Linked DNA regions of Homo sapiens: all the other regions are linked to region 2. A link is a loop called in an ENCODE intact Hi-C map of the cell type or tissue named here. Cell type or tissue: endothelial cell of umbilical vein. All regions are shown on one strand.

Region 1 (8,000 bases), 59 kb before region 2:
ATAAGGGGTTTCCTTTTTCGATTGGCTCTCTGATTCTCTCTCGCCTGCCGCCATGTAAGATATGCCTTTTGCCTTCCACCATGATTGTGAGGCCTCCCCAGCCACGTGGCACTGTAAGTCCATTAAACTCTTTTTCTTTATAAATCACCCAGTCCCAGGTTGTCTTTACCAGCAGTGTGAGAACAGACTAATACACTGGGGTAGGGCTTCAAGTTTCACTCTTGGTGAAAAAGGTGAACATAACCAAGGAGAGAGCAAAACAATTCTTGAGCAGAAGCAAGCTTCATTTTAGCACTGACATGAAGAGATTCACTCAAGGACCCCTATACAGTGAATGATGATTCATGTCATTAATGATGTCCTCAACAAGTTTTACAGTAAACAAGAAAATATTTTTTATGGTTTTTCAAAGCAATATTTGGTAAAAGCTAGCACATTAATGTTAGCACTTGGTGAAGTCAATTCTGAAAGGAGCTAGACTTCACCAAGTGCTTCATTATACAATCTTTTAGAGGCATTGCTGGACTCAAAGACAGCATTCATAGACTCTCAAATTACTTTAACTTTTAAAAAACATTTTGGAAATAATGCATGTATACATATGCACAGATAAATTACAAGATATTGAAATGTATAAAATTAGAAGTAAAGATCTCTTCCTTACTACTTCCTGTTAAGTTAGTCCTACTCCCCAGAAGTAGTCCCATTGTCTTTTACTTTTTCTGGAATTGACATTATAATTTTAAGTTCCCAATTTATCAACTTTAGACCACATGCATTAACCCAGTGATTTATAAGATGAGGGATTAAAATAAATTTAAACAATTCTATTTTTCTTTCTTGATTTCCTAAATGTGTTGGTTATATTATTATTTTCAGTTTTTTTCTGGTAGTTGAAGGACTGTGTTTTGATTTATAGATTCACAGCATCTATTAACTCCCACAGAAATGAAAGTTTTAGTGTACTTACACTTCTCACTTCCCTTGACCTGATTTTATTTATTGTAGTGTTTTCACATTGCCAATATTTATATTACTGTTATATTCTTTCCTTCCTTCCTTCTTTCCTCTCTGTTTCTTCCCTTCTTTTCCCCCCCTCAACCACTCTTCTATATAGTTCCTACAGCATCTTTCTTAAGCACTTTTTGGACATAGGTTAGATCACCTGGACTGTTTTCTATGTTTTTAAACTTATCTTCATATTTCCCATTTCTTTAAATTTTTTCTGTTTTGGGAGACTGCCTTTATTTCTCTTTCTGCTCACTGACTTCAGATTTATAGATTTTATTATGCAGCTTTTTCACTGCCCTTATGCAAATATATTTTTATTTTTATTTTTGAGACAGAGTCTTGCTTTGTTGCCCAGGCTGGAGTGCAGCAGTGCAAACTCAGCTCACTGCAACCTCCACCTCTCAGATTCAAGCAATTCTCCTGCCTCAGGCTCCCAAGTAGCTAGGATTACAGGTGAGCACCACCATGCCTGGCTAATTTTTGTATTTATTTATTTATTTTTCAGTAGAGATGGGATTTTACCATGTTGGCCAGGCTGGTCTTGAACTCCTGACCTCAGGTGACCCACATGCCTTGGCCAACCAAAGTGCTGGGATTACAGGCGTGAGCCACCATGCCTGGCCTCAAATATATTTTTAATTAGATAAATACCTTGTTTTCTGATTGCCCTCTTTTTCATACCAGTTATAAAAATGATATTCCTCAAATGTCTCTGAAGATACCAATTGAGATTTAAAAAAAAAAATACCTCTTCTGTCCTGTTGTTTACTCCATAGCTAGTTATTTTATCTTAGACACTCTCTTTCATGATGCTAATTTTTCTTACTTTTTCTGGTAATCCTTTGTGGTCCACTTATTTTTGGTGTAGGTAGCTGGTAGGCATTTCCTCTGAAATTCAGTTAATGAAGGCTTTTAACAGTACAATTATTATTGATTTTGTCTGGTTATAAATAAATGCAGACCTATTGCATAACATATACAAAATGCAGAAAAAATAAAAAGTTTAACGTGCATCACCTAGAGATAACCACTGTTAACACTTTTGGGTATTTTCTGGCACACACACACATGCAAGCAAACACATACATACACAGGGCCCATCTCTCACTATTTCAAGATAAGTAGCATATACTGGAAAATAGAAAGTCTCTGCTGACATGAAGATTATGGTTTGGTAATAGAAAAGATAGAACTAAAATAGTCACATAGATTAGGCATCATTACAAATTGCTGTAAGTGCCATGAAGAAAAAGACATCGTCCCATGATTTCATATACAAGTAAGAAAAGAACATAGAGCTGAACTGGGGAGACAGGAGCCTTCTCCAGGGAACTGAGATTATGTCCTGAATAAGTCTTAACTAGATGAAGAGAGGGAGATCACTTTAGACAAAAGAAACATATAAAAAGGCCCTGTAGCAGGAAAAAGAAAAAAAAAACTTCAAAGGAAGAGAAAGAAGCTAGAGTGCTACAGTGTGAGAATGAAGGAAAGAAGCAGGTAGAGGAGGCTGGAAAGGTAGTTAGAAATGAGTCTGTGTAGGGTTGGCAGATTGTGTTTAGGATTTTTGTCTTTATCTTAAAAGCAATGGCAGGACTTTAAGCATACGGATTGGTAAACTTAGATTTGAGTTTTGAAAAGGTCACTCTGACTGCAATGACGATAGCCATCAGAGGAGCAGAGTGAGTGTTAGGACACAAGCTAGGAAATTATTACAGTCACCCAGATGAGAAGTGATTGCTTAAATGGTGTAGTGACATGGGAAGTGGGGAGAAGTAGTTAGAGGGAAATGCCCACAAGTTGCTGAGATTTCCAACTACAGCAACTAGATGGATGGAGTTGCTACATACCACCATGGAATGCTATCAGGAGACCAACTTTGTGAGAGTTTTGAGTTCTGTCTTGAACATGGATGGATTTCAAGAATTTTTGAGACAGTCAGGTAAAGATGTCAAGCTGACAGTTGATTATTTATGTTTAAATATTAAAAATGGATCTGAGCTAAATGGCTGATTTACATTGGAAAACCATAGGCCTAGAGGTGAACTAAAGCTATGGCATGGGGGAGATCTTAACGTATGGAGCATTCTCTGAAAAGATGGCACTGGTTTATAATGCATCAATAGCATAAGTGTACCTGTTTTTCCACACTCGTAACAATAGAGTTGGTCCTTGAACAATGCAGAGATTAGGGGTGCTGACCCACATGCGGTTGAAAATCCACCTGTAACTTTTGACTCCCCCAAAATTTTACTAATAGACTACTGTTGACCGGAAGCCTTACTGATAACATAATCAATTAACACAAATTTTGTATATTATATGTACTATATACTATATTCTTACAGTAAGGTAAGCCAGAGTAAAGAAAATGTTATTAAGAAAATCATAAGTAGAAATTTAGTAACAATTCATTAAGAAGTAGATCATCATAAAGGCCTTCATCCTCATCATCTTCATGGTGAGTAGGCTGAGGAAGAGGAGGGGTTGGTCCTGCCATTTTAGGGGTGGCAGAGGCAGAAGAAAATTCACATATAAGTGCAACTGCACAGTTTAAACCCATGTTGTTCAAGGGTCAAGTGTACTTTGTATTGTTAAATTTTTGAATCTTTTCCAAATTGACAGATTAGAAAATGGTAGATCCCTGTTACTTTGGCCTGAATTTCTAAGGGAAATTGAGCATCTCTTTTTGTGTTTATTGGCCATTAATGTTTTTTTTTTTTCTGTGACTCTCCATGTAATAAGAAATTACATTTTTCTACAGAGAAAGGCCATAGATTCATCAATTCGCAAACTGACCCTCAGATGGTTCAGAACCACTGATTTGGAGTTGCTCTAAACAAAGGAAGTTTAATCTTCCACATTTCAGCCCTTCAAACATTTACTGGCTGCCATCATGGCATCCTTCAGCCGCCTGTTCCACAGGTACTGGGATGAAGGGTATTGCAGATTAAGAAAGGGAGGAAATTTCCACAGGAAATTTTTCCATTTCCTCCCTGTCTTAGTTCACTAAACCTTGAGATGTCTGTCTTCTCAAGTTGAGCCTCTAAGTGTGGCTGTGATTTCACTGCCTTGACTTTGGGATCACTAGTGCAGACTGGGACAGATCTATCATATTCCACATTCCCCCTTTCTCCTTTTTTATGTATACAGTCTTCCTGCTTCTAACACTTTTCTTCTCACAAAACAAGGAAGAGCTTGTTTACTCTGTGACAGACACTCATTCCCTTCAGTCTGTTAATTTCTAGATATTGGGTTTGCCGAATATTTCTTTCTAATCACGGAAAACAGCAGCAGCATATGTGTCAGGTGGGGAGTGGGGAAATGAGGTGCCCATTCCTACAATCAGCAGCATTCAGGGCTGGCTCTTTTTGCTGTCAATGAGCTGTGCTTTAGGCCATGAAAAGGTTTCCTGAGGCTGTCACTAGGGGGAGTGTGAGACAAATTTTTCACTTAGAAAATGCCAGAAAGAGGGTTGGAATGGTGGGGCATAGAAAACACTGAAAACTTAGGAATTTCTATGCTGGGGCATAGAAAGCACTGGAAACTTAGACAGTGGGGCTGTGTCCTGCCAAGGGCTATGCTTCCAGCAGGTCCAGACCCACACTCAGTCCTGTATACTGTATAGTCTTGTATACTGTATAGTCCTGCATACTGAGTGGGGGTCTGGTCGTGCTGGAAGCACTGCCCTTGGTGGAGGATTCACCAGCAGCCAGAGACTCAAGACTGGGCAGTCCGAAGAGGCCAAGGAGGAACAGGGAGGACTGACATTCTCTGCCCCTCTAGGGACAGTGAGGGCTGTAGGGCTTGTAGAATTATTGCATACACTATCCAGGTAAGTGTATGCCACTTGGATCTTGCTTTGATTCAGGCATGCAGTGTCTGCTATAGCATATCTTTTTGGATGTGCCATATGGTAACAAATGAAGGAAGTTACCCCAAAGCATGAGCTCAGGCAGCATGATATGAAAGGGTAAAAAAACATTTCGTGAGTCCTGCTTGGTACAAACCATGATTCTAAAGCCAATTGAGGGCAGATAAAAAGGAAAGAAAAAAGGAAAGCTATAATCCTTGGACTTGCGCTTGTTTGGAAGTTCGTAGTATTTCCATTTCCTCCCTTTCTTTATTTCAATATTGCCTTCTTTATCCTATATCGTTCACGTTTGTTTCTCTCTATGTCTGTATTTATAAATAATTTTGTGTCTGTTTCTCAGTCAAAAAGAGACTTTTCTCAGTCTGACATTGTTCCTTCAGCTCACCCTAAGCCCTGCCCTATTGCTGTCCCTTTCCACAACCAGACTTCCTGAAAGTGGTCTCATGGCCATCACTTCCTAATCAGTCCAGTCCTCAACCCACTCTGCCTTGGCTTTGCTTACATCACTCCTAGAAACACTTTGGGCAAAGATCGTAAAAGATGGCATCCACCAGAAAGGATCCCTGCACCCCTATCTCCTAGCCACTCAGTTTCTCTCCACACAGACAATGATGGTGAGGATTTCGTGTGTGTGTGTTATCCCATAAATGTTATATACATATCCAATAAAATATATTAATATGTCTTCCCCTTTTACATAAAGATACCATGCTGTACACATTGTTTTGTACTTTAAAAATATGTGTTGTATCTTGGTGACCTTTCCATTTATGGAAGTTCTTTTTTGTTTTTTAAGTGCAAGTGTATCATATTGTGCTGACAATGTAGCCAACCTGCTTTTAGTGGGTATTTAATGTTTCCGGTAGTTTGCTACTAGAAACAATGCTGAAATGAATAAAGTTGTACATATGTCAGTCTACGTGAGTGTGAACATAACTGCAAGACAGAGCTCGAGAACTGGGACTGCTAGGTGAAAGGTATGTGTGTTTTTAATTTTAATATATATTACCAAATTGATATTACTCCTGCCAGAAATGTGTGAAAATGCCTGTTTCTTCACCCCTCTCAAACTTTTTTCTTTTTGCCAATCTGATAGGTGAAAAACAGTATCTCTAAGTTTAACCGAGCATCTTATGTGCTTAGACTAAAAGCCATTTAATGTTGATTATTTTGAAAATACGAATCAGATCATATAAGAATTTCTTGATAGTTCTGATAGGTCTTTACCCTTGGACCCAGCTCAAATTCCCAAGGTGGTCTTTCCTCTACCCTCCAGCCTCCTTTGTCACCCCACCTCTTTCCCACGCTCAGCATTCCAGGCTCACTGGGCTTCTTTCCGTTCCTGGAACAATGTGCTCTCTTTTGCCTCTGTCTGCAATACCCTTCAACTCAGGCTTCATGTAGTTAACAACTGTTGTCCCTAAAGACTCAGCAACGAGAAGCCCTCCATGCTGTCCGCCTCCATATGCCTGGGCTTAGCTCCATTAGGTTCTTGCGATTTTTTCCATCTCTAGCACAGTTCCTGGAAGGATGTTGGCCCTTAATACATATTTATTGGATGTATGAAAGACTGTCACTACAACTAAATTTCCTTTGTAATTAAAAAAAATTCTGATTTCCAAGCAGAATTTCAGTTGCCAAGTGAAAATTTCCAGATAAATTTATCCTTTTGCTATTGCTATCCACAGATTTCCTTTTCTGTTTTTTCTTTTTCCCCTTAATTAAAAAAAAAAATCCTAGAAATAAAAGCCTCTCAAAGTCCATGCAATTCAAATTCATTTTTCTCTGAGTTGTGATGATTTAAGGGCAGCATGCTTTTTGCTGTGGCTTCTATTAAAGAAAAGATCAAATGTTTTGAGATACTATGTAGTTCTAACTTTCTTTTACTGGGAATGGAAAATACTTGACTTGTCCGTTTGTAGGAGCCGTTAAGGCTGATTGGCTTGAATTGGCCACTGGGGCTCAAACCTGATTCCCTTCAGTATGCATGTATCTCATGGCTCCAGTTTGACTCCAAGGGAAACTGATTTTCACATCATGCTTTAGAGAATGTCTGTTCTGGTACATACAGAGAAAGCTACACTACTGGGAGTCAGCAGGTCTTGTTACCGATCTTGATGCCATTGGTTGACAACTAGCCATAGGACTGGAAAGTTCTCTCACCAGCAAAGCAAGGGGTTTAGATTGGTTACTTACTAAGCTCCCTGGTTCTGATGTTCTCTAATTTTAAATATCTTTCTGTTAAACTTTACTAAAATATTTAACATCTACTATGGGAAAAAACCTATTTTCTAAGAATTCAGTTTTACTAAGTGTGATTATTCATTCATTCATTTTCCAAATGGTTCCACATCTAGTCTCAGACAAAATGATGACAGATTAAACAATAAAACCAAATTTACTAGCTAATGGCAGCCATTTTTTTTTTTCATGTAGGAACTCTATTCCCGTGAGAATCCCATTCCTGTTTCCAGGACACACTGCGAGGTGTCCTCTGTGAGTTCATGATCTGTGTGGATCATTTCTAGTTCCCTGTGCCAGTCTAGGAATGCAATGAGCCTGAGATGCTCCAGCATTTCTGTCCTTGTCTTTACCATGCTGAGAATCCTTTTCCACAATTTTTTTTTAATCTCCCCCTGAGCTGAAGCCTGAGGAGTAAGGATGCTGTTGCAGCTGAGAGCTGAGCGGGCACAGTGGCCATCATCTCTCCTAGGCTCCAGAATTCAGCTCCCTGCTGATCTTTGCAATCACCTATGTCCTTACTCCTGAGGCTGAGGAGTAAAGGATACTCTAAGATAAAGTGATGTGCTCTATGAAAATGCACCAGAATTAAGGCAGATTAGGCCTGATTTCTCACCCAACTTAGTTTATTCATCTACTATTCATTTCATGCACCAGAAGTAAGGCATAAATTCCAATTGTGGACATGGTTTGAGTATTTTTTTCAAGGAGACTTTTAACCCTTAGTTAGGTTAACGATTGTAGAATAGATATGAAGGAGTTTGGGCTAGGAGTAGGGTGAGGTTCACTTAGGTTCACCTGCCAGCTGTGTCAAATTTCAGTTTTGGCTAGCCAGAACCCTAAGTATAAATTCATTCTACAAATGTGTTAAACGTAT
Region 2 (8,000 bases):
GATTTCTAGCACCTTTCATTCTATGGACCATGCTGAGCTTCTAGCCCATTCGAAGCAACATCTTTTTATTTACAAAAGAATAAAGAGGAGAAAAGTGAGGAGTTCAGGCAGTAAGAGATTTCTTCAGAAGTGCTGTCAAGTTGAAAGCTAGACAATTTTTTCTTCAAATATTTTGAAAGCTTAGTACTTTTTTTAGGTTTATTCAAAAAGCTGAGTATTGTGAGAAGGACTCTCATAATAAACCTAAAAATACTATATTTAATGCCTCATCCAAAATCTCATAGATTCAGAACTGCTGTTTGTTTTCCTCTTCTACGATCAGACTTTTGGAGCCATAGCTGCATGGGTCATCCTGAGCCATGGCTTCCCACCCATTTCCTTCAGGTGAAATAAGAAATCTTGGTGACGTACTGCACATGCACCCTAAAACTTAAAGTATATTAAAAAAAAAGAAATCTTAGTGAAGTAAAAAAAGATTGAACTCACTCAGAAACAAATGAAACTTGATACATGGGCCAAAAAGAATCTAAATGCCAAGGAGATTATGTAGCAGATGTCCTAAGGCAATTTGAGAAATTAATGCTGAATCCCTTGAAAGGCACAAAGGGTAGAATTTCTCAAAAAGTAGAATATTAGCATCTAGAATACAAGCTAGATAACTTATAGGATGGAGGACATAGATAGAACCTTTGAGTTTTTCTTCCCCTTTTCCCAAAATGTGTCTGAACATTGAACCAGAGTCAGAGGCTTTCTCATGTTGTAACTGTAGGAAGCCAGACTACATGAACAGGTCCTGCTGCTATCACCTGGTCTCTTGCAAATTTCTATTTCCTTGCTCCTCAAATAATTCTGAGAATTAGCCCTTCTCAGTTTAATAATGTTCAACTCAGGGCCCTGAATATTATAGATTTATATGCTGAGATTTTTGATCTACTAAATTTATTTCAACTGAAGATCAAATGCTTTTGGCTGGTGTTACAATTGAGTTTTTTTTTTTTCTGGGAATAAAAAGTTAATGTCACCTCTCAATTCAGCTTCATTCTTCAACTCACCTCTCTTGGCTAATGAACACAGCCCAGGCATTTCAGCCACCAAATTTCACCTTGCTGAGTTTAGCAGATATGCAAATGCAAAATGCAAAATATCAATAGCACAGCTGGTGCTTGGGTTTGCGATTGTAGTGAAAAGAGAAGAAATGGGAACCATACAACATCTAATGTCAGAAGTGGGGTCCAATAACTTTTCTAGTTTTTCTCTTTTGATATAGCATTTATGTACAATGAAATGCACAAATCTTAAGTAGACATTCATTAGTTTTGATCAATGTATATATTTGTGTAACCCAAACTTTTTTTTTTTACCACCACTCCAAAATGTCCTGGAATGCCCCTTCCCAAATAATCCCCTACCCACCCCTCAGAGGTAACTACTTTTCTGATTTTTTTCACCTTAGAATAGTTTGCCTGTTATAGAACTTCATATAATTGGAATAATTCAGTATGTACTCTTTTGTGTAAGGCTTCTGTATTAGTTTTCTAGGGCTGCCATAACAAAATGCCATAGATTGAGTGATTTAAACAACAGAAATTTATTTTCTGATTTTTCTGAAGGCTGGAAGTTTGAGATCAAAGTGTCAGCAGGTTTGGTGTCTTCTGAGGCCTCTCTTCTTGGTTTGCAGATGGCAGCCTTCTCACTGTGACCTCAGAGATGGTCACCCCTCTGTTTATATTTTGTCCATGTCCTAATCTCTTCTTCTAATGTCACCAGCATATTGGATTAGGGCCTATCCATGAGACCTTATTTTTCCTAATAACCTCTAAAGGCCCCGCCACCAAACATGGACATATTCTGAAGTGCTGGGGGTTAGGACTTCAACATATGAACTTTTGGCAACACAATTTAGCACATAACAGCTATTTCAATTATCAAACTGTTTTTGAGATTTATCTGTGTTGATTTTATGAGTAGTTTTTTCTTTTTATTGCTGAGTAGTTTATTGTATGAATGTGTCACAGTTTACTTGTTATTTTAACAGACACCTGGGCTATTTCCAGTTTTTGGTTATTGTGAATGAAGTGACTTAAACATTATGCTTCAAATCTTTTTGCCAATGTATATTTTCATTTATTTTTGCTTAATACGTAAAAGTGGAATTACTGGCTATATGAGCAGATGTTCATTTAACTTCATTAAAAACTTCTCCCAAATTTTCCAGTGTGGTGGAAAATTTCTCACTATCGGTTTATGAGAATTGCAGTTTCTCCAAATCCTTAGCAACATTTAGCTCTATAGGTATTTTAAAATTTTATTCATTTTGGTGGATGTATACTAGTATCTCAATGTGGGTTTAATTTGCATTTTCCCCCAGTGACTAATGATGTATTAGGTTGGTGCAAAAGTAATTGAGGTTTTTGCCATTAAAAGTACTTTTGCATCAAACTAATAGAAACAAAATTACTTTTTTGTTTCTATTATTTGTTCCATTACCAACAAAATTACTTTTGCACCAATCTAATAGAATACTTTTGCATGTACTCATTGGCCATTTGTGTGTCAGACTTTTAATTCACATTAAGTAGAGGGCAGCTGGGGGCACAGGCAACATTCATGTGAAGCAAATGTTCTCAGCATGTTTATCACCTAAGTCCTCTAAAGATCCAGTTCTCATATTTCACCTGATGTTTGTGACCTCTCTGAGCATTTCATGTGTGACTTGAAGAAATTCAGGCATAAATTATCTAAGAGCATGACATTGACCTTAAAAAAAGAAAGAACGGAGTGTGTGTATGACACCACATTTTCATATTTATTGGTGTTCCTTCAAATTACAAATATGCGAGAAGAAAGAAAGTACTGTAATTAAAATTGGCCTAGATAATAACTGGACAGGCAGTTGGAAAACTGTGATGTTTGGATCTCTATCTCACCCCACTCACAATATAAATTCCAGATGGGTAAATAATCTATTTTAATTATTTTTAATCAAATACACATTCATTTTTATGAACTCAAATATTTCTTAAAAGTTTGTAATGGAAATATTAGTCTTTTACTCCACCTCTTTTCTAGCCTCCAAGTCCTGTTATCCACAGGCATTTCAACTATGCTTGTTTTTTTTTTCTACATAATATGGCTATATAGCTGTTTTGGCTTATCAATTTTAGACATTATCTGTTGACTTCCCTCCATAGTAAATGAAGACTTATCCTTCTGAAACACCTCTCACTCCTCTTAGCCCTATCTCCCCCCTCAACATAATAATAGAATTTTGGTTAGATCACATCCGTGTTTAAATATTATAACATGAAAATATTGTTTACTGCTTTCCCAAAAGGCATTCTATAAGAACATAACATTTCATTTTTAATCTCTCATTAAGTGATTTTCTTTTGCTCAATTACATCCTTAAATTTCAATTAAGCTTTCTGAAAGTATCTGAAAGTATGATTTGCTAGAACAAGGAATATAATGGATAAACGCCAAAGAATAAAATAAGACAAGGATGAGTGGAGAATCAAGCCATACTGGTACATGGGCTCAGCAGACAAACAGACTTGAGATGGAATTTCAGCGTTGCCACTTGCTAGCCATGTGACCTTAGGAAAATTATTGAACTTTCTAACTTGTCTCAGTTTCTTAATCTGAAACATGAGAATGATAGAAAATATAATTTATGGAATACCTACCATGAACCAGGCATAACATATATGTGCAAAGAGAGAGAGAGAGAGAGAGGAGGTGCACCAGGCCGAAGGTGTACTGATTTTATTTGTAAGCTATACAGCATCACTATAATGGCATTTCATTCATTAGAGGTGAGTCACTAAGGCTGGATCATGTTCAGGGGGAAGGAAACTAGATTTCACTTCTTGAGGGGGAATGGCATGCTTCTGGAACAGCATATGGAACTAAAAATATTGTTGTGGCCATTTTTGGAGACTGTTCTGTTTCTGTTTCTGTGTGTTTCATAGTGGAAGGGAAGAGGTGAGGGCAGAGATTGATGAAAGAGAAGTCTAAAGAGGTAAGCAGTCATCAGGTTATGTATAGTCACTTAGATCATTCTAACAGAGTTAGACTGTATCAAGAAGGCAGTGTAACATTTGGAAGGGGAATGACATAATTAAATGAAATGTTTATCAAAATTATGTGGATTGTGGCATGAAAGAGGCAAAAGTGAAAGCAAGAATTTCAACTGGAGGCTGTTGTAGTAATCCAGTCAAGAGGTGATGCTGCCATAAACTGTTGAATTTGGAGAAGGGTGGAAGACAGTTTTGAGATATTTTGGAGGTAGAATACTTAGTACTTAGAGAGTGACTGGGGCCAGAGTGATAGAAAGCTTTCTGTCTTAGGCAACCATAACAAAGTATGTTGGGGAGGGTGATATGACACCATTTACTAAGATGAGGGACACAGGAGGAGGAGCAGGTATGAGAGAGGGTGAAGAATAAAACATAATTTAGTTTTGTTTATGTGAAGTGGGGGCAACTGTGCTATGTCCTATTGAGATACCTTGTTTGTTATTAGCAAAAGCTGTGGAGCCCAGCAACAAAATAAAGTTTGTTAGTCATCAGTCTATAAGCTTTAATTTAAGGAATAGAAGTGGTTGAGGTCACTCAGCATTTGTGAAAAGTGAAAAGGGAGTTCTAGAAAAGACCCCTGTGAAACATTACAACTTAAGAAAAATGATAGCTACCTAAACCAAAAACCAAACATCTTCCCAAAACTATACAGATAAGGAGAGCAAGTAAAACTCTATGGACCCATGCCCACCACATAACTAGGAGATAAAAGATACCAAAAATTTCATTTACATGAAAGAGGGGAAATAAACTAACCAGCAAAGACAACTCTGGAGCACACATCAAAATGGAAATCAAGTGGAGACTTCATGGTAAAAGGAAGGCGGGGTGTTTAGCGGTGATAAAACAATGAATTAAAAAAATCATCTCGTATGTCAGAATGCTGGCTGCAGGAATTCAAAAGGAAGTGGCTCAAAATGCAGGGGATCTAAGATGGAAATCTTGGAAGAGTCCCATCTGTGGGGAATTGAAAGGACTTGGTGGTGAAGGAAATAAGAGAAAAAAATCATTGGAAAATAGGATCCAAATAAACAAAAGAAGATTACTTAATAAAAAGTCAAACTGACCAGGCGTGGTGGCTCATACCTGTAATCCCAGCAGTTTGGGAGGCTGAGGCAGGCGGATCACCTGAGGTTGGGAGTTTGAGACCAGCTTGGCCAATATGGAGAAACCCCATCTATACTAAAAATACAAAAATTAGCCAGGCGTGGTGGCACATGCCTGTAATCCCAGCTACTCAGGAGGCTGAGACAGGAGAATCGCTTGAACCCAGGAGGTGGAGGTTGCAGTGAGCCAAGATTGTGCCATTGCACTCCAACCTAGGCAACAAGAGCAAAACTCCATCTCAAAAAAATAAATAAATAAAATAAAATAAAATAAAGTCAAACCAATTCTTCTCTTAAAAAATGGTGCCATTTAATAAAATTACATTTTATTATATCAACAGAAGAGGGTGCTCTTGAACTAAAAAACTAGTAAGCCACCAAATGTCTCACATTTGTCAACACAGAATTATTCCTTATTGTTAATCCAGAAAATACAAGATATTTACTGTAAACAACAACCATAAAGGTTACTATATAAAGAAGATGGAAAATAAGAATCAAAATGTTCCTACTGATGAAAATTCTAAGAAAAATCCGTGAAGAGTAATAAAACTGAATTAAATAATATTATTTTCATATGTTAAGAAGCCCATCCCAATAGAAACTCAAATATTCAGAAGAAAGGGGCGAAAGGATATGAGAATTAAGCTAAATCCAGAAAGAAATAGGAAAAAAAAGGATAAAATCATTTTAGGAATGAAAACTAAGCTACAGGGTAACCAAGAGAGAAAGGAATCAATGACAAATATCACAAGGGAAATTGAGGAAGAGAATTAAAATAGCCAAGAGAGTGAAAATAACAAGAAAAAGAAACAATCAGCAAGTGATAGTTATAGAAGATAGGCAAAGAAGATCTCACATACATACAATTGGAGTCTTTAAATCAGAAAAAAACAAAGCAGTGGAATAACAGAAATGTTATTTAAAATTATTGTTTTATTATAAATTTAAAAACCTGAATCCACCTATGTGGGACTAAAAGTGACTTAGAATGATCAACTCAGAAATATGTGCTAATGAACTTTTAGACTTTAATGATTAAAAAATAATCTCAGGTGTTCCAGACAAAAAGACAATATAATTTACAAGAGAAAGAAATAAAGTTTAAATCAGAGTTCTTGACAGCAAGATACAAAGCAAAACAACTTTGAAACAAGAGTTTTTAAAAGCAAGAACAGGAAGTGTGAGTGAAAGCTTTTATATCTAGACAAGTTAGTGTTAAACCACCAATGCTATATAAAAACAGTTTTGAAGATAAAGTGTGAGAACTGAAGGAGTGGTATATTCACAAATAGAACAAGAAGTTAAGCTTTATCCAACCAACAGAAGACTAGAAAAACTCTGGCAAATGAACTGATAGTATACATGGAATATATTTCAGTGTAGTCCTAACATTAAAACAAATAGTGGAGAAAGAGTGTATAAGCATTATACAATCTGACAAAGTAGAAATAAGACAACTCCCCAGAAACACAGAGAAAAGTGAGGAGAAGGTGGAAAGAATAAACTTATTGCTTTATAGGTAATATGTGCAGTCCAAGTATATCAATTAGAGTTGACAAACCAAATAGTAGAAGCCTCAGAAAGGCAAAAGTGGACTGAAGACATTACAAACAATATTAGAAAGAGGTAACCACTGGAAGAAGATCAAAACCTTCCTAAATACCAAGAGAAAGAAACAGTAAATATTACTGATATGCCAGTAAATATAACATAAAATTGACTTGAGCCAAGATATATTGTCAGTAGAAAGAGCAAAGTATAAGAAGTGTATATGGTATGGTAGCATTGTGAAGAAATATAAGTGAAAAAGAGTATGTAGTTTTTGCAAAAAAAGAAATTCAAGAAGAATGTCCCAGAATTGAATAAAAATGATTATATATTAGGGTTGGGTGCAAGTGGGACAGGATTGATAGGTTGAGAGTATAACTTTTTTGAGCTTACCTTTATATATATTTGTATCATGTAAAAGTTTGTAAATATGAAAAAATGAAATTTTAAAAATGAAGAAAAACTAATACAAGTAGAAATAAATGAATCTTTTTGTCAAAGTGATAATACAACTATATATATGAGAATAATGGATTCAAGTAACTTGGATCACAGTACTCTGATTGTACACTTTAAATTAAATATATTCTAAAGACAAAAAGAGTTGCAAAGAAATGTTAATCTTCACATGGTAGGTTTGTTTTTGGTGATGAGACTGTAATAATATAAAACAATGTTTTGGTCAGACATTGTGCATATGGGACAGTCATCTCATAAGATTATAATGGAGCTGAAAAATGTCTATTGCCTGGTGATGTCATAGCTATTGTAACGTCATAGTACAATGCATTACTCATGTTTGTGGTGATGCTGGTGTAAACAAATCTACTGTGCTCTCATTCATATGAAAGTATAGCACGTAGGATTATGTACAATACGTAATACTTGGTAATCATAATAAACAATTATGTTATTTGTTTATGTATTCACCACACTTTCATTTTTTATCATCATTTTAGAGGATGCTCCTTCTACTTATAAGAAAAAAGTTAACAGTAAAACAGCTTCAAACAAGTCCAATAGGAGGTATTCCAGAAGAAAGCATTATTATCATAGATAACAACCCCATGCATGTTATTACTTCTGAAGACTTTCTAGCCAAACAAGATGTAGAGGTGGAAGACAGTGATATTGATGATCCTGATACTGTGAAGGCTTAGGCTAATGTGTGTGTTTTTGTCTTAGGTTTTAACAAAAAGGTTTAAAAAGCAAAATAAAAAAGTTAATAAAGTTATAGAATAGGGATATAAAAAGGAAATATTTT
Region 3 (8,000 bases), 520 kb after region 2:
TGATCCCTTTACCATTATGTAATGGCCTTCTTAGTCTCTTTTGATCTTTGTTGGTTTAAAGTCTGTTTTATCAGAGACTAGGATTGCAACCCCTGCCTTTTTTTGTTTTCCATTTGCTTGGTAGATCTTCCTCCATCCCTTTATTTTGAGCCTATGTGTGTCACTGCACGTGAGGTGGGTTTCCTGAATACAGCACACTGATGGGTCTTGACTCTTTATCCAATTTGCCAGTCTGTGTGTTTTGATTGGAGCCTTTAGTCCATTTACATTTAAAGTTAATATTGTTATGTGTGAATTTGATCCTGTCATTATGATGTTAGCTGGTTATTTTGCTCATTAGTTGATGCAGTTTCTTCGTAATCTCGATGGTCTTTACATTTTGGCATGATTTTGCAGCAGCTGGTACTGGTTGTGCCTTTCCATGTTTAGTGCTTCCTTCAGGAGGTCTTTTAGGACAGGCCTGGTGGTGACAAAATCTCTCAGCATTTGCTTGTCTGTAAAGTATTTTATTTCTCCTTCACTTATGAAGCTTAGTTTGGCTGGATATGAAATTCTGGGTTGAAAATTCTTTACTTCAAGAATGTTGAATATTGGCCCCCACTCTCTTCTTGCCTGTAGAGTTTCTGCCGAGGGATCCGCTGTTAGTCTGATGGGCTTCCCTTTGTGGGTAACCCGACCTTTCTCTCTGGCTGCCCTTAACATTTTTTCCTTCATTTCAGCTTTGGTGAATCTGACAATTATGTGGCTTGGAGTTGCTCTTCTCGAGGAGTATCTTTGTGGCATTCTCTGTATTTCCTGAATCTGAATGTTGGCCTGCCTTGCTAGATTGGGAAAGTTCTCCTGGATAATATCGTACAGAGTGTTTTGCAACTTGGTTCCATTCTCCCCATCACTTTCAGGTACACCAATCAGAGGCAGATTTGGTCTTTTCACATAGTGCCATATTTCTTGGAGGCTTTGTTCGTTTCTTTTTATTCTTTTTTCTCTAAACTTCCCTTCTCGCTTCATTTCATTCATTTCATCTTCCATCACTTTTACCCTTTCTTCCAGTTGATCGCATCGGCTCCTGAGGCTTCTGCATTCTTCACGTGGTTCTCAAGCCTTGGCTTTCAGCTCCATCAGCTCCTTTAAGCACTTCTCTGTATTCGTTATTCTAGTTATACATTCGTCTAAATTTTTTTCAGTTTTCAACTTCTTTGCCTTTGGTTTGAATTTCCTCCTGTAGCTCGGAGTAGTTAGATCATCTGAAGCCTTCTTCTCTCAACTCGTCAAAGTCATTCTCTGTCCAGCTTTGTTCCATTGCTGGTGAGGAACTGCTTTCCTTTGGAGGTGGAGAGGCACTCTGCTTTTTAGAGTTGCCAGTTTTTCTGCTCTGATTTTTCCCCATCTTTGTGGTTTTATCTACTTTTGGTCTTTGATGATGGTGATGTACAGATGGGTTTTTGGTGTGGATGTCCTTTCTGTTTGTTAGTTTTTCTTCTAACAGACAGGACCCTTAGCTGCAGGTCTGTTGGAATTTGCTAGAGGTCCACTCCAGACCCTGTTTGTCTGTGTATCAGCAGCAGTGTCTGCAGAACCGCAGATTTATTTTTCAGTCTTTCACACAATTTTAACTTATCCTTGACATTTTAATATATATTTTTGGGATTTTTCAAGTTGTGATTGAAAACAGTCTAAATAGAGCTATAGAATCTGTGATTTAAACATATTTCCTAAAATAAACTTAAATAACCCAACTTGAAATTTTATATATATGATATATATTATATGTAACATATATGATATATATTATATGTAACATATATGATATATATTATATGTAACATATATGATATATAGTATATGTAACATATATGATATATATTATATGTAACATATATGATATATATTATATGTAACATATATGATATATATTATATGTAACATATATGATATATATTACATGTAACACATGATATGTTATATTATATGTAACATATATGATATGTTATATTATATGTAACATATATGATATATATTATATGTAACATATATGATATATATTATATGTAACATATATGATATATATTATATGTAACATATATGATATGTTATATTATATGTAACATATATGATATGTTATATTATATGTAACATATATGATATGTTATATTATATGTAACATATATGATATGTTATATTATATGTAACATATATGTTATGTTATATATATTTATATAGCATATATGATATATTATATATCATATATATTATATATCATATATATTATATATATTATATATCATATATTATATATTATATATCATATATTATATATCATATATTATATATTATATATCATATATATTATATATGATATATCATATATAGAACATATATAATAAATTATAATATGTTATATATATAACATATATAATATATAGAACATACATAATATATAGAACATATATAATATAACATATATAATATAACATATATAATATAACATATATAATATATATATTAAATATAATATATGTTATATATAATATATGTTATGTTATATATAACATATATATATTATATATGTTTTATATATATATGTTCAAATAGCAAAAAATAATCTGAGATGAGGAAGTTTGCTTATTCTTTTTTAAAATGTACATTGATGTGATAATAAAAGTATTTTTAAAGTATATGGATGGTATGAAAAATCATGATAGAGTGACCACCAATACCCACATTAATAAAGAGACTATTACCACTAAATTAAAACTTGATGTGTTTCCTTCTACAGTTACGTCTTGTTGTTTGTTTTTTTTTCCTAAGAAGTAGTTGCCATCTGGATTTTGTATTTTTCATTCCTTGTCTCCATGTAGTTTTACTAAATTATTTGTGAAGGTGAACAATATCTTATGCTATGTGTCTTGCTTATCTTTAGTCAATATTATGCCTGTGTTATTATGTGTATAAACATTCATTTATTACTATTTATTTCTGTTTAATACACTTTATGATTTAGAGCAGTTTTAGATTTATGGCAAAGTTGAGGAAGGTACAGATATTTTTCATATACTGCTTTCCACTACACATGCATATCCTCCTTGCTTATCACTCTTTGCCACAGTGGTACATTTTAATTGTTTTATAGTATTTCAGTATATGACTATATGACAATTATTTATATATCATACTGATAATGATTATTAGCATTTGCAGTTTTGGTTTGTTCTGTTTATTCTCCAGTTACAGCATTGCTATAAATATTTTTGTACAACTATCTTACTATACATGCTTGTCTTCTAGGGGTTTTGGTTTTAGATGACAAGTGTGTCTTTGCCTAGCTCACTGGGTGCCCAAGACTGACTAATCTTAGCATGATGTCTCTCACTTTTTATCTAATTATAAAGAAATGTTGAAATTTCTCTTTACCATTTTTAAAAGTCCCACACCTTCTATGCAATCCACTATAGTACTTCTTGGGTAGGCAGGAGGTTTCCAGTACTATGGGGGCTGGAGATGGAGGAAGTGAATGACAACTTTACACCATCATGTAACTTAACATCTTATTAGGAATTCCTATCTCTCACTAAAAGACAGACCTGAAATTATAGAAAAAAATAGTAAAACTGAAAAAAGCTAACGGCCTAAACTCCTAATTATTAGGTAAGTTATTTAATAAAATAATTAAAACCTGTGGGCTCAAAATGACTACAGATAAAACTTCTGAAAATTCTATGTCCATGTAGACAACAAGGTGATGTAAAATAAAATGTCATTTTTATAGTCTTCTTTTCCCTGTATTTTAACTTTAAAAGTAAATATCACTGATTAACCTGTAACTTTTGCATTTAATCCACAAAATTTTTACTGAACGAAAAAGTAATTTACAAGAACATTGAATAAAAAAGTCATATTGATAATAATGTTTGCAAATCCATTTTTTTCTTTAATTGATCTTCTAAATGCTAAGAGAGATTTTCATCAAGATTGCTTGATTATCCATTTTTCCCTCATAATTAAAAATTTAAAAATTGGGAGTCTTCTTTTCTTGGTTTGATTGTAAATTTAATTTGAGGTCTGATAATACTGCCATAGTTCCAATGCCAAGCAAATTTTTCAAATGTTTCACTGCATTTCAGCATATATTTGCTATATGATTGCCAGATTCAGCAGCACAACACAAAACAAAAACAAAAACAAAACAAGATGCCCATATTAAATTTGAATATCAGATAAGCAATAAATAATGTTTAAATGAAAGTATGTCCAAAATTATTTGTTCTTTATCTGAAAATCAAATTTAACTGGAAATCTTGAATTTTATTGGTAAATCCTCTAGTGAAATGAAGTTGAATGGAGGGGAAAAAAAAGTGTAGCTTTGGGAAGGAAATAGTGGCCACCAGAGGGCAAGCTAAAAAGATGATTGTCTGTGGGTGGAAAATTGAAGGTTGTAGGGCATCTGGGTTAGATTTGACAGAACAGGGGAAAATACCTGACAGGATTAAAATGCTTATGCTGTCAACTTGATACTTTTTCTTGGAAATTTGGGACAATGTATGTCACAAACATATACCCCTCTAACTGTAGTCTTAGACTTTCTGGTCAGCATAGCATAGTCCCAGTCTGTCTGAAAAATTCAGATAGAATAGAAAGTCATATACTTATTGAGTTTGGACCAAATGGATTTTACAGTTCTAGAACTCTAAAATAAGAGAGAATCACCATTATAAATAGATAAGAAGAGGACCATGTATTTTGCCTATGTTTATAGGCAGGAGTTACTACTTTTTTCAAAATTATGTTTTACCCTTCCTTCTATTCCCCTTCTTTCTCTTTGGGCTATAACTGGTGCCTGAAATCCTATTAACTTGGCTTAAATTTTTGATCATTATTAAAATGTCAGTACCTTAAGGTGCTCGAATTTGTTCAAGGCAATGGTGAGCCAAGTTGGTGGGTTATTACAGTGAAATTCAACCCTCGCTACAGGTTTGAATTCTCTGGCCACTATTTATAAAAATGACTATGTCCTGAATCCATGTTCAGAGACTTAATTCAGTTTTTCTAAATAGTGCCAAACATCAAATATTTTTTTAAAGTTCAGCAGGTAATTTTTATACGTAGTCAGGATTGAGTATTAGTTTGTCACAGCATTGGATGGAGTACTTGTGGGCATCAGAGTAAAAGCATCAGACTAAAATTCTTTGGTGGTGTCAAAAGACTGAGTATGATTGAGCTAAGCAGTTCTCCAGACAAATACACACAAAAAAACAAGTTTGGTTGAAGTTTTTGGTATCCCAACAGGGAGATCCCTAGTGTTTTCTGCTCTAGAAAGGATTTATCTTAATTAAAGTTGTTCTTTGCCTTGGATAGATCTTTACCACACCTGGTAGCACACTCTTGAGAGGATAAATCCTTCGTTCCATTCCAAATGTCTTTAGAAAGATCCGTTTTCTAATGAGCCAGCTGACAACTCATCCATTCACATATTTTTGCGTACAACTTTCACATGGATTTAAGACTCAAAGTGGACGTTGTCAGTTTATTCTCTATAAGTTTAATTTCCTAGGGAACATGTGTTCTATTTTATTGAATGAATCCTTAGTGGATAAGGAGAAGGATTTTGAGGCGATTTTAACACGGATTAGTGGAGGGGAGGAGTGAAGGCTTTTACTTAAAAATTACAAGTAATTTGTCATGGTGTTAGGGAATTTGACTTGTTAGACCCTATCTCATGGAGAATCACATCATTTTATTATGTTTTTAAAAATACTAAACCAACCTGCATCTCTAGGATAAGTACAGCTTCATCATTATACATGATTTTATATATACATATGTGTGTGATATGTATTTTATATATACATATGTATACATATATATATATATATAGAGAGAGAGACAGAGCTATGTTGCTTTTTGGACAAATTAAAGAAGGTACTACTCTGCATATACATAAGGAGCAATGAGGACATGAAATTCATCATAAGATGTGGGAAATACACATATAAATCTTTATTAAAATTTTTTTTGATAAACTAAGGAATTTCAAGTTTAAACTAATGGGGATTAAATCTTGTAGTGTGCCCTGACACAAATATTAGAAAGGCATATGTGATCAGATACAACACATTATTTTGCTTAGTAAATTTTATCTTATTATAAAGGCAAAAGTATTAAATATATAAAATAAAAAATACAAAAATCTATAAAGAAATTAAATTTGCTCAAAATCACAAAATCTGTCATAATCACAGTAAACATTCTGCATCACATTTAGTCTATTTTTATCCATCTTAATGTAATTGGGGTATTCCTGTATAGTTTGTGTATAATTTCATAACATAGTTTTTCTTTGTATATTTTAGTGATTTTTCCATGAAATTTAAAACTCTGAAAATATACTGTTATATCAAATATTATCCCTTCAAATTAGCTCTGTTGTTAGGCATTTAGAATATTTCTAGGTTTTCACTATTATAAATGACTGTGTGTTGAATACCTCTATATCAGTATTACCTTTTATATAACTTTTGAAAGAAACCTGACCACATTTTAATCATGAGACCATATTTATGTATTTGCTACTGAAAGTATGGTCTGTAGAAAATAGCTACAGCATTCCTTGGAAGCCAGTAAGGAATATGGACTCTATGATTTCTTTCACCAGTGTTTTATAGTTTTACTTGCAGAGATTTTTCACCTCCTTGGCTAAATATATTCCTAAGTATTTTATTTTATTTTTTTGTAGCTTTTGTAAAAGGGATTGAATTCTTAATTTGATTCTCAGCTCGGTCATTGTTGGTATATAACAGTGCTACTAATTTGTGTACACTATTTTGTATGCTGAAACTTTACTGAATTCATTTATCAGATCTGGGAGCTTCCTGGATGAGTCTTTAGGGTTTTCTAGGTATATGATCATATTGGCTAGAAGCAACAGTTTAACTTTCTCCTTTCTGATTTGCATGCCCTGTATTTTTTGCTTCTCTCTGATTGCTCTGGCTAGGACTTCTAGTACTGTGTTGAATAGAAGTGGTGAAAGTGGACATCCTTGGCTTGTTCCAATTATCAGGGGGAATGCTTTCACCTTTTTCCAGTTCAGTTTGATGTTGGCTCTGGGTTTGTCTTAGATGGCTTTTATTACTTTGAGGTATGTCCCTTCTATGCCAATTTTTCTGAGGGTTATCGTAAATGGGTGCTGGATTTTATGAAATGCTTTTTCTGCATCTGTTGAGATGATCATGCAATTTTTGTTTTTAATTCTGTTTATATGATGTATCACATTTATTAATTTGTGTATGTTAAACCATCCCTATATTCCTGGTATGAAACTCACTTGATAATGATGTATTATCTTTTGGATATGCTGTTGGATTTGGTTAGCTAGTACTTTGTTGAGGATTTTTGTATCTATGGTCATCAGGGATATTGGTCTGTAGTTTTCTTTTTTTGTTATGTCCTTTCCTGGTTTTGGTATTAGGGTGATACTGGCTTCATAGAATGATTTAGAGAGGATTTCCTTTCTCTATCTTTTGGAATAATTTCAGTAGGAAGTATACCAATTCTTCTTTAAATGTCTGATAGAATTCAGCTGTGAATCCATCTGGTCCTGGACTTTTTTTGTTGGCAATTTTTTTATTATTATTTCAATCTTGCTACTTGTTATTAGCCAGTAAAGAGTTTCCAATTTTTCCTGATTTAATCTATAAGGTTATATATTACCAAAAATTTATCCAACTCCTCTAGATTTTCTAGTTTGTGTGTATAAAGATGTTCATAGTAGCCTTGAATGATCTTTTGTATTTCTGTGGTATTGGTTATAATATCTCTTGTTTCATTTTTAATTGAGTTTATTTGGATCTTCTCTCTTCTTTTCTTGGTTAATCTCACTAATGGTCTATCAATCTTCTTTATCTTTTCAAACAACGCACTTTTTGTTTCATTTATCTTTTTTTTTGTTTGTTTCCATTTCATTTAGTTCTGCTCTGATCTTTGTTATTTCTTCTTTTCTGCTGGGT

Evidence for each region. Hi-C counts contacts between places; a loop is a spot of excess contacts. Peaks named below come from ENCODE experiments on the same cell type or tissue, not always from the same donor. Only the 100,000 strongest peaks of a DNase experiment are listed, where the experiment ranks them.
Region 1: it touches region 2 in a loop (4-fold over the local background); 2 of 110 quality-filtered maps call a loop at or near these places.
Region 3: a loop joins it to region 2, with 5 times the contacts of the local background. A loop is called at or near these places in 3 of 110 quality-filtered maps.

What each region holds. Positions count from the first base shown.
Region 1 is chr6:82,037,184-82,045,183 of GRCh38, reverse strand. All of the region lies in intron 3 of LINC02542 (long intergenic non-protein coding RNA 2542), which reads left to right. All of the region lies in intron 2 of LOC107986617 (a long non-coding RNA gene), which reads right to left. Among named protein-coding and RNA genes, the nearest start is that of LINC02542, 61 kb to the left of the region's middle. In endothelial cell of umbilical vein, a CTCF peak has its summit at 4,434; a DNase peak (open chromatin) is centred at 4,433.
Region 2 is chr6:81,977,932-81,985,931 of GRCh38, reverse strand. The region is part of intron 3 of LINC02542 (long intergenic non-protein coding RNA 2542); the gene reads left to right. Among named protein-coding and RNA genes, the nearest start is that of LINC02542, 120 kb to the left of the region's middle. In endothelial cell of umbilical vein, no CTCF peak of the experiment used is centred here; a DNase peak (open chromatin) is centred at 3,881; H3K27ac peaks cover 513 bases.
Region 3 is chr6:81,462,434-81,470,433 of GRCh38, reverse strand. The region is part of intron 4 of LOC105377871 (a long non-coding RNA gene); the gene reads left to right. Among named protein-coding and RNA genes, the nearest start is that of TENT5A, 290 kb to the left of the region's middle. In endothelial cell of umbilical vein, a CTCF peak has its summit at 4,372 (motif pointing right); no DNase peak of the experiment used is centred here.